Linked DNA regions of Mus musculus: region 1 is linked to region 2. The links are chromatin loops, found by intact Hi-C in ENCODE. Cell type or tissue: heart. All regions are shown on one strand. Each heading gives the region's core, and the rest is flanking DNA. Links, peaks and the distances in the headings are about the cores only.

Evidence for each region. A loop is a pair of places that touch in the nucleus more often than their neighbours do. Peaks named below come from ENCODE experiments on the same cell type or tissue, not always from the same donor. Only the 100,000 strongest peaks of a DNase experiment are listed, where the experiment ranks them.
Region 1: a loop joins it to region 2, with 3 times the contacts of the local background. A loop is called at or near these places in 1 of 42 quality-filtered maps.

The regions. Positions count from the first base shown.
Region 1 is chr5:143,110,167-143,115,537 of GRCm38, reverse strand. Rnf216 (ring finger protein 216) reads left to right here and starts at 2,518. Exons shown (of 17, transcript NM_080561.4): 1 at 2,518-2,639. In heart, for the core only: a CTCF peak has its summit at 2,462; a DNase peak (open chromatin) is centred at 2,497; H3K4me3 peaks cover 2,003 bases; H3K27ac peaks cover 1,584 bases.
Region 2 is chr5:143,233,039-143,238,409 of GRCm38, reverse strand. Zfp12 (zinc finger protein 12) reads right to left here and starts at 3,247. Exons shown (of 5, transcript NM_001289589.1): 1 at 3,031-3,247; 2 at 2,094-2,156. The coding sequence starts at 2,108. 4930448H16Rik (RIKEN cDNA 4930448H16 gene) reads right to left here. Exons shown (of 5, transcript NR_040700.1): 5 at 3,662-3,900. Gm38735 (a long non-coding RNA gene) reads left to right here and starts at 3,880. Exons shown (of 3, transcript XR_868668.3): 1 at 3,880-4,276; 2 at 5,035-5,112. In heart, for the core only: a CTCF peak has its summit at 2,780; a DNase peak (open chromatin) is centred at 3,249; H3K4me3 peaks cover 1,742 bases; H3K27ac peaks cover 1,352 bases.

The DNA of each region.
Region 1 (5,371 bases), core at 91-5,090, 120 kb after region 2:
GAGAAGAGTCTCAGATGAGCAAAGCCTACAATAGAGACTCCTGAGACTAGACCAGTTTCCTAGAAGCAGCAGAAACCAGCCAAGCTGCCTGGAAAAGATTTAGACCAATAGAGGCACCGGGAAAGGACACTCTCCAACCTGGTGAGCTACCTGTAGGCTGTGCTCCAGGTTCCCAGCTTGGTGAGCCGTTGACCATGCTGGGGTGGGCTTTGGTGATGCAGCTGTCTTTGAGGCATTTTTGTTCTTGTAAGTGACCCCTCACCCACATCCCTGCAGGTAACCTCAGTAAAACTCACTGGTTCACCAAGTTGGACTTTGGTGGTACCTAAACTTCTGTCTGTTGTACGGTCCTTATCTGGGGGAAGCAAGGTGTTGTGTCTTTCCAGGAAAAGTTTTGTCACATAATATATGTGCCACCACACTTGGTTTACTCACCCTTGTTTTACTGTGTTTTCCCAGAATCTCTCTCCCAGTAATGGTGATATATACCTACAACCTAGAAATCCCAGCACTTGGGAGAAAGTTGGAGGCCAGCCTGAGCTACATAGTTAGACGCTGTCAGAACAATAGCAATAAAAAGCTCACAACTGAATCCTAGAAGCATGACCATAGTCTCTGTCACCCTCCTCCTCATACCACTGTTGGCAAGCCTTCTCTTCTGGCATGGTCTGACTATGTGCTCTAAAAGTTCATGTCTTGAAACCTACTCCTCAGTCATTTCTGCATGTTTACTGGTATTTGAAATGGCGCTTCTGGGGTCCATTTTGAGATCATGATGGTGGGGCTCTCACGATGGCATTAGTGGCTTTATAAGCAGGAAGAGACACCCAAGCTGGCACACATACTTTCTTAGATAATGCAATGCCTTCTGTTATTTTATAATTAGGAAGGAGTTTCTCTCCTGATCCGTACTACATGAGAGCCTTTGGTCTTCCCAGCAAGATCACAAGTTCAAGGACAGGCTAAACTATGTAGTGAGTTCAAGGCCAGTCTAAATAACCTAGTGAGATCTTGTCTCAAATTTTAAATAAAAATAAGAAGAGGGCTGGAAATGTAATTCAGTGATTGACAGCTTCTCTAGCATCTATGAGGCCCTGGGTTCAATCTCAGAAACACACACACATACAACATATACACATACACACAAGTGTACACACACAAGCAAAGACACACAGAGCACACACACAAGCATATACACACACACATACACACAAGCACACATAACATACACAAGCACGTCATACACTCATTTGTATACAACATACACACACATAAGCACAGACACACAGAGCACACACATAACATATACACATACACACAAGCACACACACAGAGCACAAACACACCATATACACACATACACACACAAGCATATCTACACACGCACATCCACACAAGCACACATAACATACATAAGCACAGACACACAGAGCACACATACACACATGAGCACAGATACACATATATACAAGCACACATAATATACACACACACAAGCACACCACACACTCATATTCATATATATATATATATATATATATATATATATATATATATATATATATAACATAAACACAAGCACAGGCACACATTACATATACACACCATATACACATACGCATATAAGCACACATACACACACTCATACACACAAGCATACACAACATATACACACACACACAAGCACACACACTTATACATACACAACCTATAGAAGCCCAGACAGAGCACACAGATACATCATACACATACATATACACACATACAACCACACACACAACTTGAGGTTTTTTTATTTATTTAAAAAAAAATTTTTTTTGAGACAGGATTTCTCTGTGTAGCCCTGGCTATACTGAACTCACTCTGTAGATCAGGCTGGCCTCGAACTCAGGGCTTCCTCTGCCTCCCAAGTGCTGGGATCAAAGGTGTGGACCATCACTGCCTGGCTGAAAAAAATTCAATTTCTATTTTTTATTTTGATTTTATGCATATGCATGTTTTGCCTGCATGTATATCGGTGTACAACTTGCATGCTTGGTGCCCACAGAGGCTGGAAGAGATCGTCAGGGATCTTCTAGAACTGAAATTACAGACCACTGTGAGCTGCAATGAGGGTTCCATGAATCAAATTTGGGTCGGTGCTCTTGAGCGCTGGCCAGCACTCCAACCTTGATTGAACAGAGCTGGAACTTTTACTCTTCACCAAATACCTTGGGAGGAGAGTTGGGTCATTTTACCTTTCTCACCTGGTACAGAGCATCACCTCAAGAGGGGATAGATACGTGATTAATCGGTTGATTTCATAGCTAAATCGGGGCGGCTACAGTGACCCTGTGGTTCAGCTGTTCTTTTGTCTTCCCACAGCAAGGAGGAGTCAAGGTTCTGCAGTCGTGGAGCCTGGATGGAGGCCGGCTAGGCACCCATCTCTATGGTCTCGCTCTCCAGGTCCCTCCTCCCCGACTGTCCGCGTCCCTCTATGGTTCTTCCTGTTATTAGTCGGGAGGGGGCGCTGCGCGCAGGCGCGAGGTGGACGCGGTGGCGAGGCCGGAAGGAACGCAGTAGCGGCCTCGGTGGCGGCGGCGGCGGTCGCAGCGGCGGCGGTCGCAGCGGGGGAGCTTTTCCAGCGGCTGCTTCTTCAGGTGAACTTGAGACTGAACTCCCGGGCGTCGAGCCGCGCTCGCGGAGCTGGGCTGGCTGTGTTGGGGCGAGTCCGTGATGGGCGCTCGCGCGCGCGGTCTCCCGGGGCTGCGGGTCGAGCGAGGAGAGTGGCCTCCCGCCGGGGCGCCACCGGGGTGGGGGCGGGGCCCGAGGGGGACGCGCTCGCGAGCCCCGGGGGCCCGGGGACCCGCGCGGGGGGTGACGGGAGGGGAGCGACGCCGACGACCGCTGGCCTGCCGGCTCCCCTCCCGTCACTTGAGGAAGTTTCTCGGGCCGGCCTGCTGCGCGGGGGGCGCCGAGCTGCTGAGAGACGGTTCTCTGGCGGCTCGCTCTGGTGGCCGCGCTCCCCACCGCGGCCTGGAGAAGCGGAAGAGGCGACCGACTGGCGACTTCGAACTCCAGCCCGGGCCAGTTTGGGGCCCCTTGGAGTCCAAGTTGACGCCTGTCATCCCAGTCTGAGCTCCCGAGTGAAGGGGACTTGAAACTCCTGCAGTCGGGAGTCCCGGTGCGTGGTAGCGGAGAGCGCTCCCGTGCGCGTGGCACCCTGGGGTGAGCGGCAAGACCCACGCTCGAGGGGACGAGGCGGCCCCTCGTGGGGCTCCTCGGTGATCCCGAACTCCTTGCATCTCCAAAGGGTGCAATGACTTGGTATCCTCTTCTCCATTGTGCTAAGTGTCTTGGACGCCATCTCCGCTGGGGTTTGTCTTGGATTCGTTTCTTTTCTTTTCTTCATTTTTTTTTTTTTTTTAATTTTTCTGCATAGCCGAGGCTAGCCTGAAACCTGAAAAGTAGAGGCTGGGCCCAAGGGACTCAGGAATTTGCATGCCTCTGCCCTGGTGTAGGCCACCCCACCACATCTTGCCATTATGTTGTTATTGTTATTGTTATTGTTATTGTTATTGTTATTGTTGAGTCTAACTGTAGCCCTTGCGGGCATGTAGCTCAGAGGTCTGCTTGCCTCTGCTTCCTGATTAAAGGCATGTGTCATTTTTCTCCTACTCAACAGCCGCTCTACCTTTGAGCTCCACTCTCAACTCCTTGCTGGATTTTTTTGTTGTTGTTGTTTTGTTTTTTGTTTTTCGCGACAGGGTTTTTCTGTGCAGTTCTGCCTGTCCTGAAACTCACTTTGTAGACCTCAGAACTCAGAAATCCGCCTGCCTCTGCCTCCCAAGTGCTGGGATTAAAGGCATGCGCCGCCGCCGCCGCCGCCACCACCACCACCGCCCAGCTTCCTTGCTGGATTTTTGTTTGTTTGGTTTGGTTTGGGTGAGACTAATGGATTTATTGTGTTTTCCTTCAGAGCAAGGGTGAAAGAGTATGTATAGGAGCCTGTGTGCATCAGGGTCAAGTTTTCATCCCCACCATGAACGGTGACCTTATGAAAGCTCCGTCTGCTTGTTATTTTAACATGTAGAGAAGGGGCTTGTCACTGCCCTTGCTTGGAGGGAAGGACAGTATTTTTATGACCTTAGCTTATCCTAATTAAGAAATAGCCAAGCTCTGCCTTCTGAGGGTAGAGAAGGATGGTGAGCCTGAGGAGATTGCTGAGGCTCTTGAGCCTGGCTTTTGGACACCTGTGAGCCTTTTGCATTAGCAACTTTAGACTTATCTAAAAAGGACAAGAGCAGCTAGTAAAAAGCTCTTGAGGAGGAATTTAATAAAGTGTGGCTCAGGGAGATTGAAGGTTTATGAAGTCTGCTGAGTGTTTACTAACTACAGCATGAGGTAATGTGCTCTGTGTTTACTGTGCTTGGGGCTCTACTGTATTCTAGATCCTTCCAGACAGGAATTCTCATCTTGTCATCATTTTTGTTTTTTTTTTGTTTTTGTTTTTGTTTTTGTTTTTTTGTATTTTCGAGACAGGGTTTCTCTGTGTGGCCCTGGCTGTCCTGGAACTCACTCTGTAGACCAGGCTGGCCTTGAACTTGGAAATCCGCCTGCCTTTGCTTCCCAAGCTCTGGGATTAAAGGTGTGCACCACCACTGCCGGGCTTGTAGTCACATTATCTGTACAAAACATATCTTGTCTGCCTGCCTGTCTGTTTGTTTGTTTATTTATTTGAGACAGGGTTTCTCTGTGTAACAGCCTCAGCTGTCCTGGACTCCCTTTGTAGACCAGGCTGGCTTCGAACTCACAGAGATACTCCTGCCTCTGCCTCCTGAGTAGGGGCTGTTCTTCCAGAGGACTCAGGTTCAATTCCCAGAACTCTCATGGCAGCTCACAACTGTCTAACTCCAGTTCCGGGGGATCCTATACTCTTTCACTACACAGATGCAAGCAAAACACCAATACACATGAGTAAAAATAAATCATTAAAGAAACATTTAGTATGTATATGGACACTTAAGTACACTTAATGGTCAGAGGACAACTTTTGGAAGTCAGTTTCCCTCTACCATATGGGTTCCAGACGTGCTCCTCAGGCTGTCGGTCAGGTTTGGCAGCAAGTGCCCTTAACCTATTGAGCTAATTCACCAGCCTTAGCTGTACAAAACTTGGTGCTAAGTGCTAGGTATAGCTCTTCTTAGTCCTGTCAGTAATCTAATAGCTTTTGTTGCCGGGGAGGGGGAAGAGAGGTGCTGAAAAATAACTTGATACAAAGGTTCAGAGCTGGTTCTAGAATTCAGTTACACAATTTATAAAAATTTTAAATTACATTTATTCCTTGACAATTTCATGTATGACTCTTACCCCATTAATCCCCCCCACACAC
Region 2 (5,371 bases), core at 127-5,126:
TATGGGTTTCTGAAAATCTGAACGTCAGTCTACACATTTGTGGGGCAGACACTTTAACCACTGAGCCATGCCCCAGATCCTCAAACTACCTTTCAGTGCTTAGCTTTTGCATAAACTGTTTCACTCACAAACACATCAGCCCAACAACTGCTTCCTGCCAACACCGGCAGGCACCACAGACTCTGTGGGAGGCACTTAGCACAATGAAGTAGATTCCTGTGGTACCTACGTTATCAGTTAGTATATATATATATATATATATATATATATATATATATACACACGAGTGTATACTATGATAAATATACATTAACCATATGACAAAGATGCTTCAAGCCTGTGACCTGTGAGCTGTTTTCAGGAGAGAAAAACATGAAATCATTGCTCTGGAAAAGAAATGTAAATGCCAGCGCCTTATAAAGGAAAACATGGGGGCCAGCGAGATGGCTCAGCAGGCGAAGGTGCTTGCCACCAAACCTGGTAACTTGAGTTCAATCCCTACAACCTGACTCCCTAAACCTTGGCTTTTGACCTCCACACACACCCAACATGGCATGTGACACCCACAAATAATTTAAACAAACAAAAGCAAAAACAAAAACAAAAAAAAAACCAAACCCAAACAGTAAGATCAGACAAGACCACAGATCTATGGCTACGTGACTATGAGCTGACAGAATCTGTCTTCAAGTAGATGAACTTCTCTCATATTAAAAGCACCCAGGGCCCAGATCTTTACTGAGAGCACACTGAGGATAAACTTAGCACTGTCTTCTTCCCCAATCTGTGTGTCTCTATTTGGGACTCTCCCACTAAGGGAACCTGACTGAGCCGCTGGGAAGGAAGACTCAACTCTTTGGTGAATGCCAATGCCTAGGAGAGCACAATGGCATCTGCCAGCAAATAAATGACTCCTAATTAACAAGTAACTCTAGCCAAGGGGAAGAAAGGGTATTTGAGGGTAGAAAAAAAAATCAAATGGGTCTGCCACTGAACGTCGTGGTCATTGAAAGTCATCACCAGGGCCAGGGATGGTGGCATATACCTTTAACCCTGGCTGAAGAGTTCCAGGACAGCCTGAGCTACATACCCTTTTTGAACCAAGCAATGACGCAAAAACGAAGAAATTGAAACAAACCAAACAAAGAGAAACTACACAGACCGTAAGAGAAAAGTGAATTCTTTGGTGGTGGAAAATGGATCTGAACGCATTGCATCCTCAGAGAGTTCCAGGCAGGGCAGTGGAACAACAAAAGGGAAGAACAGGAGACGGTATAACGACAGGCGGAGAGACCACTCAGATGCATGGGGTCCGTTAGGTGGGGACGGTACAACAACAGGCGAACAGACCACTCGGATGCATGGGTCCGTTACGCGTTGTCTGGACATACTCCAGAGATGCTCAGCAGGCGCTGGCTGACCCACAGGTAAACCAACACAGAGCCGCTGGGGAAAGCCAGGAGGGCCAGAGGTAAGTAGGGCAAAAGATCCACATGGGAGCAGGAGAAATTCTAAATCCAGGGACAGGGCAGCAAGACAAACAGCACAGAAACAGACAGAGGAATCCACAGAGACTGCTAGAGACAGACAGGTCAATAGGACGTGAGTGTGTGTGTATGCCTGTGTTAGAATACCACTGGAGATCAAAGAGTACAGCCCGTCATAAGCCAAGGCAGCAGGAGCCACATCAAATCCACAATCAGGAAACAAGAGAGGGAGGAAGACATGTTTGCTGGTACTCAAGTCTCTTTCTCCAGTTTATGCTGTCCAGGATGCCCAGAGAATGGTCTTGTCCAGAACAAAATGGGTTTTCTTACATCAATGAATGTGATCAAGACAATCCCGACAGGCACGTCCATAGGCTCATCTCTAAATATAGTCAAGGTGTCAACTACAGCATCCTGAGGACTTGGTAGGGGCTATGCCACCTACAGATATGCACTCAACCAATGCTTACTACTGTCCACTACTGTTTTGTCTGGTTCTTTTATCTCTTTCTGTTTTATCTATTTTCCCCTTTAAAGTCTGATCTCTCCTTTGCCTCTTCGAGTGTAGTAAACCAAACTAGACAACGGAAACAAAGCCAGACTTACTAAGGATGTATTCATCTTCCGCTGCAGTAGGAAAAGTCTGTAGAAGGACTAATGCAGCCGGGTCTGGGGAAGGAAAAACAACGTCATTATGAGTGGGCGTGGAAAGAGGGGAATCCTGCACACAAACCTCCTGGAACATTCCCAGAAGAAAACCGGAGGGATGGTGGTCTCACTGGCTGTCAGAAAGGACTGGAGAATTGCAACTGTGCGTTGGGACTTGGGGGGAATGAATGAGTGCAGCTGACGAGGTGAATTAACAAGAAATGAACAAGAAATGCTAGTTAAATAACTGCCATTTACTAAGGGATACAAAAGAATACTCACAAGCTGCTCTGAAAACAAAAGTTAACCTGGTGGGAACTGTATTTATATACAATTACGTGATACTGTGACCACGACTTTAATATGACAAAAGGAACGCCGTCGGCCCGGGACTTAGCACTCCCACTAACAAACCCTCTGCGTGACCTCGGTTATGTCACCACTATCGCAGACCCACAGTCTTCCCCTATGAACAGACGCAAACACAAACTTTTCCTGAACTAGACCACAGGATGCTGCAGGGAGAGGATCGGGAAAACTAACAGGCACAGCAAGGGTGCCGATGGCGCCCAGTAACATCATGAGACTTAGAAGCCCTGGGAGGCAGGGATGTCAAGTGAGGTAGGAGTTTGGACAGCGCCTCTACAGCTCAGGTCACTGAACTGACCGCTCCTATGCCCACACGCCTCATCCTCGGGCCATCTAGACAGCCCAAAGCCATCAACACGACCACTGCTACCGTCCCGGATCCCGCACGCTGAGGACAGGAGGGGGCCGAGGCATCGCGCAGGCGCTGATCGCTCAGGCCTCGGCAAGCGGTCTCAGGCCCCCCTGCAAGCCATCAGACGGACCCAGCCTCCCTCTCACGGCCGCGATCTGCACCCTCAGGCCTCACCTAGGAGGCCGCGCCGGGCCCGGGTCTCGCTGCCCCCGTCAGCCCGGCCCTCGGCCTCCCCGGCCTGCAAAGCTGCGTTCGCCTGCTGCCGACCCGGACGCACCGGCCTCGGCCCGCAGGCTCGCGACTCCAGCTCGCGCAAGTCAAAGCTGCGAGCGTAGAGACACAGACCGCAGGAAGCCAGGCCAGCGCAGCGGACGTGCGCTTGCGCGAGCATGCACACAAACAGAAGTGCGCACGCGCAGCATGCGTGCCACTGGGCTGGTCCCTGTGGTCTTCCTTTCATCTTTGGGGAGGGGCCGCCCAGAACTCTTAGGCTTCCAGGGATCGTCGCACAAGTCTCCTCCTCGTTTCAGCAGCTTGTGGGTACCGAGCTGAGAGCAACAGTAACCTTCGTGATTTTCCTCACTTTGAACCTCCAGGAATGGCTTGAGGGGTTATATCCATTTACCCAGACCTCTCCCAGCTTGGTGCTTTTAGATAAAAGGCAGATTCTAACAGATGAAAGAGAGAGGAAAAAAAATGTGTCACGCTCTGTTTAACTGAAGTGCTAGAAGTTTCCATCAAACATTTAAGTATAAGAAGTGTCTACCACCTCTTTTAAAAGAAAGAAGACAAAAACAGTGGCTTTGCCAGATCATACAACAAATGCATAAAAGTTCTAAAAGCACCAGAAGGCACACATAGAAAGGGAGAAAAAACGTGTTTGTCAAATGACTTCTCCAACTTGATGTTTGCAGTCCGGCAACAATGCTCAAACGTGGAACCCTATGGTCAGTCAATTCCTCTCAGATTTCACCGGCCCTCCTGAATAATGCAAAAGTGCTCTTGTCCTATCTGCTTCCAAAGTTGATGGAGACACAACAGAAGCTGCAGATGCAAAAAAGGAAGGAAGAGAAAACACAAATGATGGGTTTCTATATCACACATCTAATGCACAGAAACTAAAAAGAGAACCAGAAAGAACTCACAGAAAGAAGGAAAATAGCTCTCTGTTAATTGACCTCTGAAAGGTGACATTTGGGGCCGGGCGACAATGACAGTTTTCAGAGATGGTACAATACAATGAACATTCCATCGACTTCTTACAGAACTAATGCAGCAGTGGTCTTGGTCTAATTCTTCATAAAGACGTTGGCATCAAAACTAATAACAAAGTCTACCAAAACAGAAAGTTCTCTGCACCAATGCAGAGAGTAACGTTTTCTTCCCAGAAGCACCAAGCACCTTGGAGCGCCAACCCTAGGTAATAAACTGCTGAGCAACCAGCAGGAGACAGAAGCATCACGAATCCCTCTCAGATGCTGCAGGGCACACATGGTCTCAGGAGAAAGGGTGAGCCCTCCTCCTCGGAAGGCCTGCACTGCCATGGGGCACCTTCTCCCAGGTTCTCACCTCACCTGGTAACTGAGGTGCCCACCTGAGCTGGCTCCTATCTCTTAAACCAAAAGCTTCCCTTCCCCATGGCAAGCAGGGGTTACGTCTCTGAATGAGGGGCCTGGGCTAAACTCCCCAGGTGACAGGGAGATAGGAACACTCTTTTCTCCAGGTTTACATTGCACAGATGGGACTCAGGCCTTTCAGAAAAGGAATTCCTTGCTTGCAGTGAGGACATTCAAGCTCATATAATTTTTGTATTAAGAAAAGGGGCTGGAGAGATGGCTCAGGGGTTAAGAGCACTGACTGCTCTTCCAAAGGTCCTGAGTTCAATTCTCAACAGCCACATGGTGGCTCACAACCATCTGTAAAGGGATCTGATGCCCTCTTTTGATGTGTCTGAAGACAGTGACAATGTACTTATATAAATAAAAAAGTAAATTAAATAAAAAAGGAAAAGAAAATATTTCGGTTTGTACAAACATGGAACAAGCAGTCAGCAGGCTGAGATGCTTCTGCTCTGCTCAGATGCAAATTGAGTAGCCAAGGAGGCACTCAACTAGTTGGGCCAAATGTCACCTTTCAGAGGTCAATTAACAGAGAGCTATTTTCCTTCTTTTTTTGTAGCTCCTGCAGTCTTTGTTTTCCCGTCTCATCTTCTCCTCATAGCACAGCTGGCCTGCTGAATGATGATAAGGTTGGAAGGTAGGCGACGACTGCCTGAGAGAAACCTTTCATGGAGCTTAAGGTTGCAGCATGGGGAGGGGGATGGCTTCTTCCCTGGGAACACACTTCAACAGCAAGCATCTGTGAACGTTGTGCAGCTTCCTCAGGGGGACTGGAGTGTTGGAAGAGGCTGAGCTTCTAAGAAAACACTCTGGTTGCCCTGAGGGCAGTTCACCAGACTGATTGGCTAATGGCCCTCTGCCTAGCACACCCAGGAAGAGATTAGCAGCTACAGATT